Linked DNA regions of Homo sapiens: region 2 is linked to region 1. A link is an interaction called in ENCODE POLR2A ChIA-PET data of the cell type or tissue named here. Cell type or tissue: OCI-LY7. All regions are shown on one strand. Each heading gives the region's core, and the rest is flanking DNA. Links, peaks and the distances in the headings are about the cores only. Region 1 overlaps TBXAS1 (thromboxane A synthase 1). Region 2 overlaps TBXAS1 (thromboxane A synthase 1).

Region 1 (4,383 bases), core at 172-4,171:
TTTGTATCTAAGCCTGACAGCCCCCTCAATTGCTGGTCTGGCTTTGGTGTTTGCTGTTCTGAATTGTGCAACCACAAGGGAGAGAGAACTTGAGCCCTTATGATGTGAAGGGGCTAAGGGGCTTCTTTAGTTCCAGTCTCAGGTACACAGGCATCTCTAGAGCAAGGGAGCTTCCAAAGCTTGGCTTGAGTGCCCTGGGCTTCTGCCATCCACCCTGTCTGGATGTTCCAGAGTAGCCTGTCTTCAGTTCAATAAAAATGAAAGCTACTTTTAGCTTAAGCTCAAGATGCTCATCCATATGGTCCTGATTGAATTCCTATAAATCTTCTGAAGTCCCCCAGAAGAGGAGGGGGTTCCACACCTCATTATATCCAATTAAACTCACTCAGAAGCTAGTGATCCCCCCATTTTTATGAGGTTTTGATTTGCATTTCCATGGGTAGCTGTTGGTGTTTGGGGGCAGAGCCTGTCTCTGTATGCAGCACCTGCTCACACTCACACAGCTCAGAGTCAGGTACCAAGGGTTGCCTGTTTAGACTAACACACTGCCTCTTCACCACATTCCTGCGAGATAAATACCATCATCCTTATTATTACCATCCCATTTTACAGAGGAGGAAACTAGGCACGGAGAGATTAAGTAGCGTGCTCCAAGTCTCATAGCTAGTAAGCAGCAGAGCCAAAATCAGAATCCAGCTCCGGAGCGCTCTTCACCTCTCTGCCTGACTGCTTGCTACCTCCATGTGATTTTCCAGTGGTGCTCGGAGGCCACGTAGGACTGTGCCAGGGGCTGTCTGGAGGATGCAGGAAGGGGAAGTGTAGCAAATGGGGCCTCGGTGGAAAGCTGGGGGGTGGGGGAGGGTCAGAAGCAAAACTTCTCTATTTTCTGCCTAAGTTTGGAACCAACTGAGGTATGGAAAGAGGTTTTAGGCAAAGGAAATAAAATTTTCTCTTATCTTACTGGTAAAGCTGTTTGAAAAATAGAGTCCCCATCTGATCACATGGGCTTGCTATGCTAATACTTCACCCAGAATGGGACAATTGCAGGGGGGTGGCAGATGCCATCGGGGCTGGCCCGCGGCCCACATGTGCTCAATTCCTTCCTCCAAGACTGGGTCTGATACAGTGTAGACAGCAGGAGATGGAGAGTGACTTAGATGCAGCGGTTGGCCAGTGGGGCCCACCGGGATCACTTGGGGGGCTTTGAAAACTGTTGCTGCCTGGGTCCCACACCTAGAAATTCTCATTCGCTTGGTTTGCTTTGGGATGCAGCCTGGGTTTGAGGATATTTTTTTCAGGCTCCCCAGGTGATTGTCACGTAAAGCCAGTATTGGGAACCACCACCAGTAGAAGTTCCCCACAAGGACATGAGAGGAAAGGGGCACCTGCTTCCACTGCAACAATTAGCCCTGCTCACATTGATCTCTGTTATCTATTGAGGATTCACAGGAGAATGTGAAGGAAGGGCCTGCATCTTAAAGCTAGAAACCACTGCTCTAAACCATGTAGACTAGCTGCCTGGAGTGTGCCCCTTTATCACATCCAGCCACTAAAAGGTTGAGTCAGCCAAGAGAAGACCGGGGGAAGAGAGGAGAGGTAGGTGAGCCTAGGGCTGGCATCACTAGCGTATATGTCTGTATTCAAAAGCAATGGCTTCATGGCACTATAGAAGTAGAAAGAACCTCATGTGTGAAAAAGAAATTGGTAAAGAGTATCTGAGAAAAGAAGAAAAGAGAAAGAAGAAAAGGAAGCAAGGAAAGGAAAATAAGGTTTAGCAGTCCTGGGCTATGATTCTTTGATAAGGAATTTTATCATGGTCTAGATTCCTTTAACCCCTTACAGGGGATACTCCAGAAAGTGACACATTGTCGTTTCCCAAGCAAATCCAGTGCTCCTGGAGTCCAGTCTTCTCCCTCTAGTCCAGAAATCAAATGCATAGTGCCTGAATTAATTGCAGAAAATAGAGTTCCTCAATATGTCCACGGCATTAAGATGCCAAGAGAAGCCAGGCAAGGTGGCTCACGCCTGTAATCCCAGCACTTTGGGAGGCCGAAGCGGGTGGATCACCTGAGGTCAGGAGTTCAAGACCAGCTTGATCAACATGGTGAAACCCTGTCTCTACTAAGAATACAAAAAGTAGCCAGTGTGGTGGCAGGCACCTGTAACCCCAGCTACTCAGGACCCTGAGGCAGGAGAATCGCTTGAATCCAGGAGGCAGAGGTTGCAGTAAGCCAAGATCATACCACTGCACTCTAGCCTTGGTGACAGAGTAAGACTCCAGACTCCATCTCAAAAAAAAAAAAAAAAAAAAAAAAGCCAAGAGGTAGAGAGAGATTTCATAGAGCCCATTATTTACCATACACTATCAATAACCTTGAAATTCCCTTGAAAGGCATTTTTTTCTACTCCATATAGTTCAATTTAGGTTCTTGGGTTTGCGTTTGAAAGGATTCCATCCCAGAGGCAGGAGAAGTTAACTTTTTCCCCACCTCTGGGGATTTTAGACCTGGCGAGTTGAAGTTTACTGGAAGGCCCCTAAGGAGACCCTTCAAGAAGAAGTTGGCTGTGCAGATGGCACTCAGGTGGGAGGGGGAAGAAAGATGGTCTTCAAAACACAGAGACGTGTAGCATATGTGTTAGATATGGTTCTGGGGAGAACCATATTTAAGGGAGGAGCGGAGGAGAAACCTATAAAGAAGACTCAGGAAGAACAGCCTGAAATGGAAACCAGCAGAATGTGGAAGGGGAAAGCATTTCAAAGAGGAAGGAGCAGCCAGAGGTGTTAAATGCTGCTCACATGGAAAGAAACACGAGGACGAAAAAGTGCACAGCAAAGATAATATTTCTGAAACGTGAAACCAATGTATGTCTGTTTCATGCTCCATAGATCGTGTTCCCTGTAATTTTCCCGCACCCGCGGAATCAATGGCACCAGTGGGTGCTCCTGAAGGTGCCTCTGAGGAAGACAGTAGGTGCCATCCAGAACAAGGAAGTAGTTGCTTGATTTTGAACTGTACGTTAGCAAGCTTTATTAGGAGAGGAAAGAGTTTTCCTAATTCCAAAAGCAGCTCCCCTTTGCATATGAAGAGCAGAGGGTTTGAGGCTCTAAGCCATGGTGTAGACAGGATGCAGGAAATGACAGGGGGGCTGCTTCTGGGCTGTGGAAGATGGGTGGAGGGGACAAAATGAGAAGTGTCCTATATTCCTCCCCAAAACCTCCTGGTTTCTGGATGCTTCCTCAAACTTTAATCTCCCAGCTGCCTTTGTTCTCTAAGTCACTGGTTCTCAAACCTTGTGGGACCAAGGGCTGCATGAGAATCACCTAGGACCCTTGTTAAAAATACATAATTTCAGCCACCTCAAGATCTATATAGTCAGAATTTCTAAGGGTAACTGAGAATTCGCATGTCACGAGTTCCCTGGAAAGATTCTGCTGAGAGCCAGCGTGGAAAGCCCCGGCACAGTGAGTGTTCCTGTTGGTCCCCTCTCTGACCACCTCAGACCGACTACATCTCCAGGCTCGAAGGACCTGGCCCCTGAACCCCCACCCTCCACTGCTTTATTTTTCTCTGTGGAACTATCACCAGCTAACATTCCATTTTGTTTACCTGTTTATTGTATGTCCCCTTCTGCTAGATGGATGCTTCAGGAGGACAAAGTCTTTTTGCTTTTTTCTTATTTTCTTTATGGTTAACTGCACACACTAGGTACATAATAGACATTCAGGAACAATTAATGAATGGATGTATGAAGAATCAAAGAACCGAGAAGCTTTCTACCTATTCTGCCTAAGGATACATGATGAAACTAAGCTAAAAAAATGAAAGGGAAATAATTCTATCAAGAAAAAATTAAATAAGAGGATACAGCAAACTGGCTTTTCCTTTAGAGAGTCACCAATATATATACACATATACGTATACACATACAAAAAGTCACAGACACAAAGAGGGAAATGAGCCACAGTGTTAGGAGATAGCTCAGAGACTCTGAGCCACAGATACTCGGCTGTGGGTATCTGAGTCAGTTTTCCTGGAAATAGCTTTGAAATACCAGCATCTCTAGTCCTTTCTGAATTTGTAAGTAGTCTTTGGACTTTTGTTATCAAACATCAGAGTTTATTCTTGAAATAAAAGTTTGTTTCCCCTTGGAATTCTGAGGCTTTCTCCTTTAGAACCTTGGCAGCCTAAGTCCCTCTCTACCTGTGTCTTTAAGTATGGTCAATATTCAAAAGCTTTGGATGGCGTTGTCTTCGTTTATGCGGATATTAGGTTGCCTCAGTCAACAATGCTTGAAAATGGCTTTAAAATGAGCATCATATCATGAAGCCATATTTGTATTTAAATTAAAATTGTTTTTTTTTTTTGGCCTATGTCATACCAG
Region 2 (4,383 bases), core at 201-4,200, 51 kb after region 1:
AAGACTTTGGGGGCCACGGGAACCTCCCAGGCCCTAGGGGGCAGTAGCACCACCATGCAGATCACCAGTTCCACAAAAGAACGGAACTCCACCAGTACCTAGTGTTATTAGTATAAGTTTTGGGAAAGGTCCTTCTTTTCTTAGCTCATTAGAAAAACAATCACAGCATCCTATGGACTGGGCCAAAGTGGGCAGACATTGCAGTCCAGCCCAAAGAGGCCTGTCCCAGCAGGACGCCAGGGGACAGGGTCAGAAAGAGGCAGCCCACAAGCTGAGCACAGCTGCAGAGGTTTTAGCTTGCTTACTACATTTGAATTAATTGCCAAACTTTTAAACTCAGGGGAATTCCGCAAAAATCTAGGTACCAGCTTTTCTTGAAGACAACGGAAGCTCAGGCCACCCTGAGGCCATCACCTCTGGCAGTCACCTGCCAAGCACGTGGCTCCAGCTTAGCCCGAGCGCCTCCACCTGCCCCGTCAAGGCCCAGATGCAGTGGCCCTTACCCATCACACTTGCGCTGTTCTGACCACAGACTCACAGTCATGGTCCCACCTGGCCCCATGGACATTTGGGTTTGCATCATCATCTAATGACACAGTGAAGCTCCTTGGCCTACCAGCTCCCTTTGTGTTCACCTTGACCAGCCCCCAGCTCCTTGCTTCTGCATCTTGACTTCTGCCGTGGTCCTGCCCAGAACCCTGAGGGCTGTTTCTCTTCCCTACTCCCCTCCGGCTTCTCCTTCCTACCTTTCCACGCTGCAGGATGGGGTACTTCTGCTTGCCTCAGCTGCCTGGCCCCTCCAAAGCCTCCTTTGACCATCAGCCCAGCTTGCATGGATGCCCGGGACACATACAGCACTTTCTTGGTCTTGGTTTACAAAGTAGTCTGCCCCAGTGGTCCCACCACACCTCCAATCAACTCCAGACCCCAGCCAGCCACTTGAAAATCTGTAGTCCAGGCCAGAGGGCAAAAGGCACAGTCGAGGACAAGGAGCAGGCATCCCGTGTGGCGGGAGCAGGAACACTCTTGCTCAGGGTGCTGTGCGATGGGCCATTGGTAGGTAGTCCCAGCTGGTCTGGTGTGTGAGGGGAGAGGCAGGTTCACCCAGCTGTCTGTGCCCGGGCAGGGCAACTCCCGAAGTGGGCTGAGGGAGAGCTCTCCGTGATCTCTAAGGAGGGAGGCAGCGCATTGCAGGGTTAGCAAACCTTTAGAAGATCCTCCCGGTGTTCTTCCTCCCGCTCCTGCCCTGCCCATAGCAGAAATCAACAACACGTGGGCACTGAGCTCTTTTCCAGAAACTTTCCAAAGAGACCCATGGGTCTGGCCAAGACCCTCAGGGGTTGCCCTCATTGGCCTGGGGACAGTTTTTGAGCGACTGCTCTTTGAGAAGAAGTCAGCATCAGAGGGAGTCAGAGAAGAGGGGTAAGCAAGCTAGGTTGGGGAGCTGCTACCCCCAAATCAGACTGCAAAGACAGGCAAGGGTCATGGCCACTTCCGTGGGCCCAGTGCCAGACAGCTCCACAGAGGCTCAGAGAGGGCTGAAGGGCCAAGCCTAAGGAAAACAACAAGGCTGAAACTCCCCATGTCTAACGACATCGTGAGCGTGGCTGCAGAGCTCCCACATGGCTTCCTCCTCCTTCCCAAGGGGCTGCCCCACCGCTTTGCCCTCACTAGCCAGAGCAATCTACCTTGTTCACTTTGCCCAAGACACAGGGAGGACCCCTGTGGTCTTTGCAGGGGCTTCACCCAGTTGAGCTGGGAAGAGACCTCACAGCATCCTCCCCATCTCCCTGGCCCGGGTTTAGAATACTGAAGACACATAGTCCTGTCCTCCGTGGCCTACGCAGATCCTTCCTGTTCCTGAGATCTCTGGCCCCATGCGGGCCCATCTCTGCATTCCTAGCTTGGTGGATGCCCTGCCTATCTGGCTTCTACCTTTGATTGTTCCCTTGGTCACTCCGATGCCATGGTCCTATAGCAATCAGGGTGCTGAGTGAGTCCCTGCCTGTCCTGCCTTATAAGGAAGAGACAATTATTTGTGTCCTGCCCATCTTTGCTCATCATTGTCATGGGTTTTAGAATCAAGCCGACTTGGCTTTTCACTCCCTTAACACTGTGAGCTCCTCCTTATGCAAAACACCACAGGCCTGCCCGCCGGCCTTAAGCACACACCCTTCTGAGCCTCAGTTTTCCTGTCTGTAAAATAAAACTCAATGAAATGACACAAGTGAAACTCACCTGGTGCCTGCCCTCTTCTCATAAATGGCCCATTGCTTCTGTTCTCCTCTCCTCCCCCAGGCCAGGCCTCCCCTCCCTAGTCCTCATCTTATACCCACACCTCCCTGCCCCTCACTCAGGGCCTTGGCTCTGAAGGGAGACCCCGAGGCCATCTGAAAGTGTGAGCACAGCTGGCGGTGGTGGCTGGCATCCAGGGGACGTGAGGGCGCATTCGCCCCAGCGCAGCATTCCTCCTTCCTAAGCTTGCACAGGGCCTGGTATTGAAGGGCAGCAGATTCATTCCAGCATGACTACTGCAGCTACCTGTGTCTCCTGGCGGAAGGGGCAGCCTCAGGAGTGTGGAGTTCAGGGATCCAGCTTTGACTTGGCCACGCCCAGAGCCAGCCAGCCTCGAGCACCTGTTTCCTGTCTGGGGGCACGGGAACCCTCCTGTCCTCCAGGGACCCCAGCCTCCTCATCTCTGCTGGGCAGTCATCTACTACCCCTGGTTCTGACCCCTGAGACCTCTTGTCCTGGAGCCCGCAGGGTCCAGCTCAGCTGTGCCCCCTCTCGGGGCCGCTCTGGTGGCTTCTTTGCTGCCACCCTCCCCACCCCCGGCACTGTGCTCTCCCTGCCCCCACTACCACTCTCATCTGGTTGCCCAGTCCATGATTGTGAACTTGACCTCTACCCCTGGCTGCCTGGGCCTACGATCCTGCAAAAACCCCTCCAACCAGCTGGCCCCACCCCTCAGGACTTCCCTCCTGTGGCAGAGTCACCTGTGACACCTGGAGGGACTCCAGTCCAGTGTGTCCCCACCTTCAGGCTAACCCCCTTGGAGAAGCCTCCCGACGGTGCAGGCACGGGGGCACAGAGGCAGCAGGACATTGCAGGAGCAGAGACACGAAGACAAAAGAAACAAATGATTCCTTAAGATCCATGGCCAAAACAAATTGCCGCAATTAACACGTGCCACTGCCACGATCTATGGGCTGAAACGTGGCTGGAACGACGCAGAAGCAGAAACCACAGAGAGCGTGCGCTCCAATAAAACGGCACTAAATGGCACGGCTGTGATGGAACTCGTTTCGATTTTGTTCCAAAACCTTGTTTAAGTGCGTTTATTGTTTCTGTGTGAAAGAACACAAATGCTTTTTGAAAATTGCTTCAGCATAAGCCTCACCTTCTCCAGAAAGTCTTTCTGATCCCTCCCATCCCTACCCCATGCAGGTCCGTGACCCCCACGATGCCCCCATATGTTGCCCCCCTATGTTGCCACGGTGCCCACACTTCCCTGTCACCACCAGTGTCCTCCTGGCTTCTCCACCCCCAGGGACTGTGCATCACCCGTCTCCACCCCACCCCAGAACAATGCTCTGTACACAGCAGACAGCAGGCAGCAGGTGACACAGGCCCAATGGAATGACTGTCAAGGTTAAGGGAGAGGTCATTTATGAACATCAAGGGAGGCACGCAGGCTGCTAAGGGGACCCTTGCAGAACAGATGAAATTCTTATTAGAAAGAGTCAGTGTTGATTTCTCAAAAAATCTATCAATCAATAAAATAAAAGCATAAAGACATAGAAACACATAAACAGAGAATCGTTTTACATGGAAGATGGGGAGTGGTGACTTGGCCTCATAGGGCCATAATCACCCTTTTGGGGTTTTGTCCCACATTAGAAGAGCAGCCCCATAGCAGAGATAAGAAAACCAAAAAAGGGTAACAAAAACTGGGCACAGAGTCAGGACTGGACTGAAGCCCCGGAGAGCACGGGCAGCTCTCTAGCAGGTGGGGCAAGAGGGACTTTAGCTGGGAGCACTTGGCCCCCAGCCTAGGCACCAGAGCTCGAGGGGAGACCCTTCCCATTCCCTGAGAGATGGAGTATGGGTCTCACTTGCAGGGGAGCCTCGTGGGAATCCCTCATATGGGAAGAAGGATGGCATGGAATGGCCTTTCTCTCCCCCAACGCCCAGCCAAGGGAGGCAAGCCCTCCCTGTCCGCTCTAGCAATATGGCACAAGGGGGTATGATCTGCCAGTTCTCCCTTGAGAGGCTTGGTGGGGACCACCTGCAGGCCAGCTGGCAGCCCCCCTTCACCTGCTCACAACTAGCAGGCCAGGGGGTGAGGCATGGACCAGCATCTCCGCTGCTTTGAGCAATCAT

What was found. ChIA-PET counts read pairs that join two places held together with the same protein. Peaks named below come from ENCODE experiments on the same cell type or tissue, not always from the same donor. Only the 100,000 strongest peaks of a DNase experiment are listed, where the experiment ranks them.
Region 2: POLR2A ChIA-PET joins it to region 1 with 5 read pairs; 2 of 35 experiments call an interaction of 5 or more read pairs at or near these places.

What each region holds. Positions count from the first base shown.
Region 1 is chr7:139,937,080-139,941,462 of GRCh38, forward strand. The region is part of intron 5 of TBXAS1 (thromboxane A synthase 1); the gene reads left to right. LOC105375532 (a long non-coding RNA gene) reads left to right here. Exons shown (of 2, transcript XR_928043.3): 1 at 1-4,383. Among named protein-coding and RNA genes, the nearest start is that of TBXAS1, 110 kb to the left of the region's middle. RefSeq lists an enhancer at 1,077-1,577. In OCI-LY7, for the core only: no CTCF peak of the experiment used is centred there; no DNase peak of the experiment used is centred there.
Region 2 is chr7:139,987,856-139,992,238 of GRCh38, forward strand. The region is part of intron 9 of TBXAS1 (thromboxane A synthase 1); the gene reads left to right. Among named protein-coding and RNA genes, the nearest start is that of PARP12, 73 kb to the right of the region's middle. RefSeq lists enhancers at 3-504, 505-1,004, 1,060-1,577. In OCI-LY7, for the core only: no CTCF peak of the experiment used is centred there; DNase peaks (open chromatin) are centred at 2,156 and 2,616; H3K4me3 peaks cover 491 bases.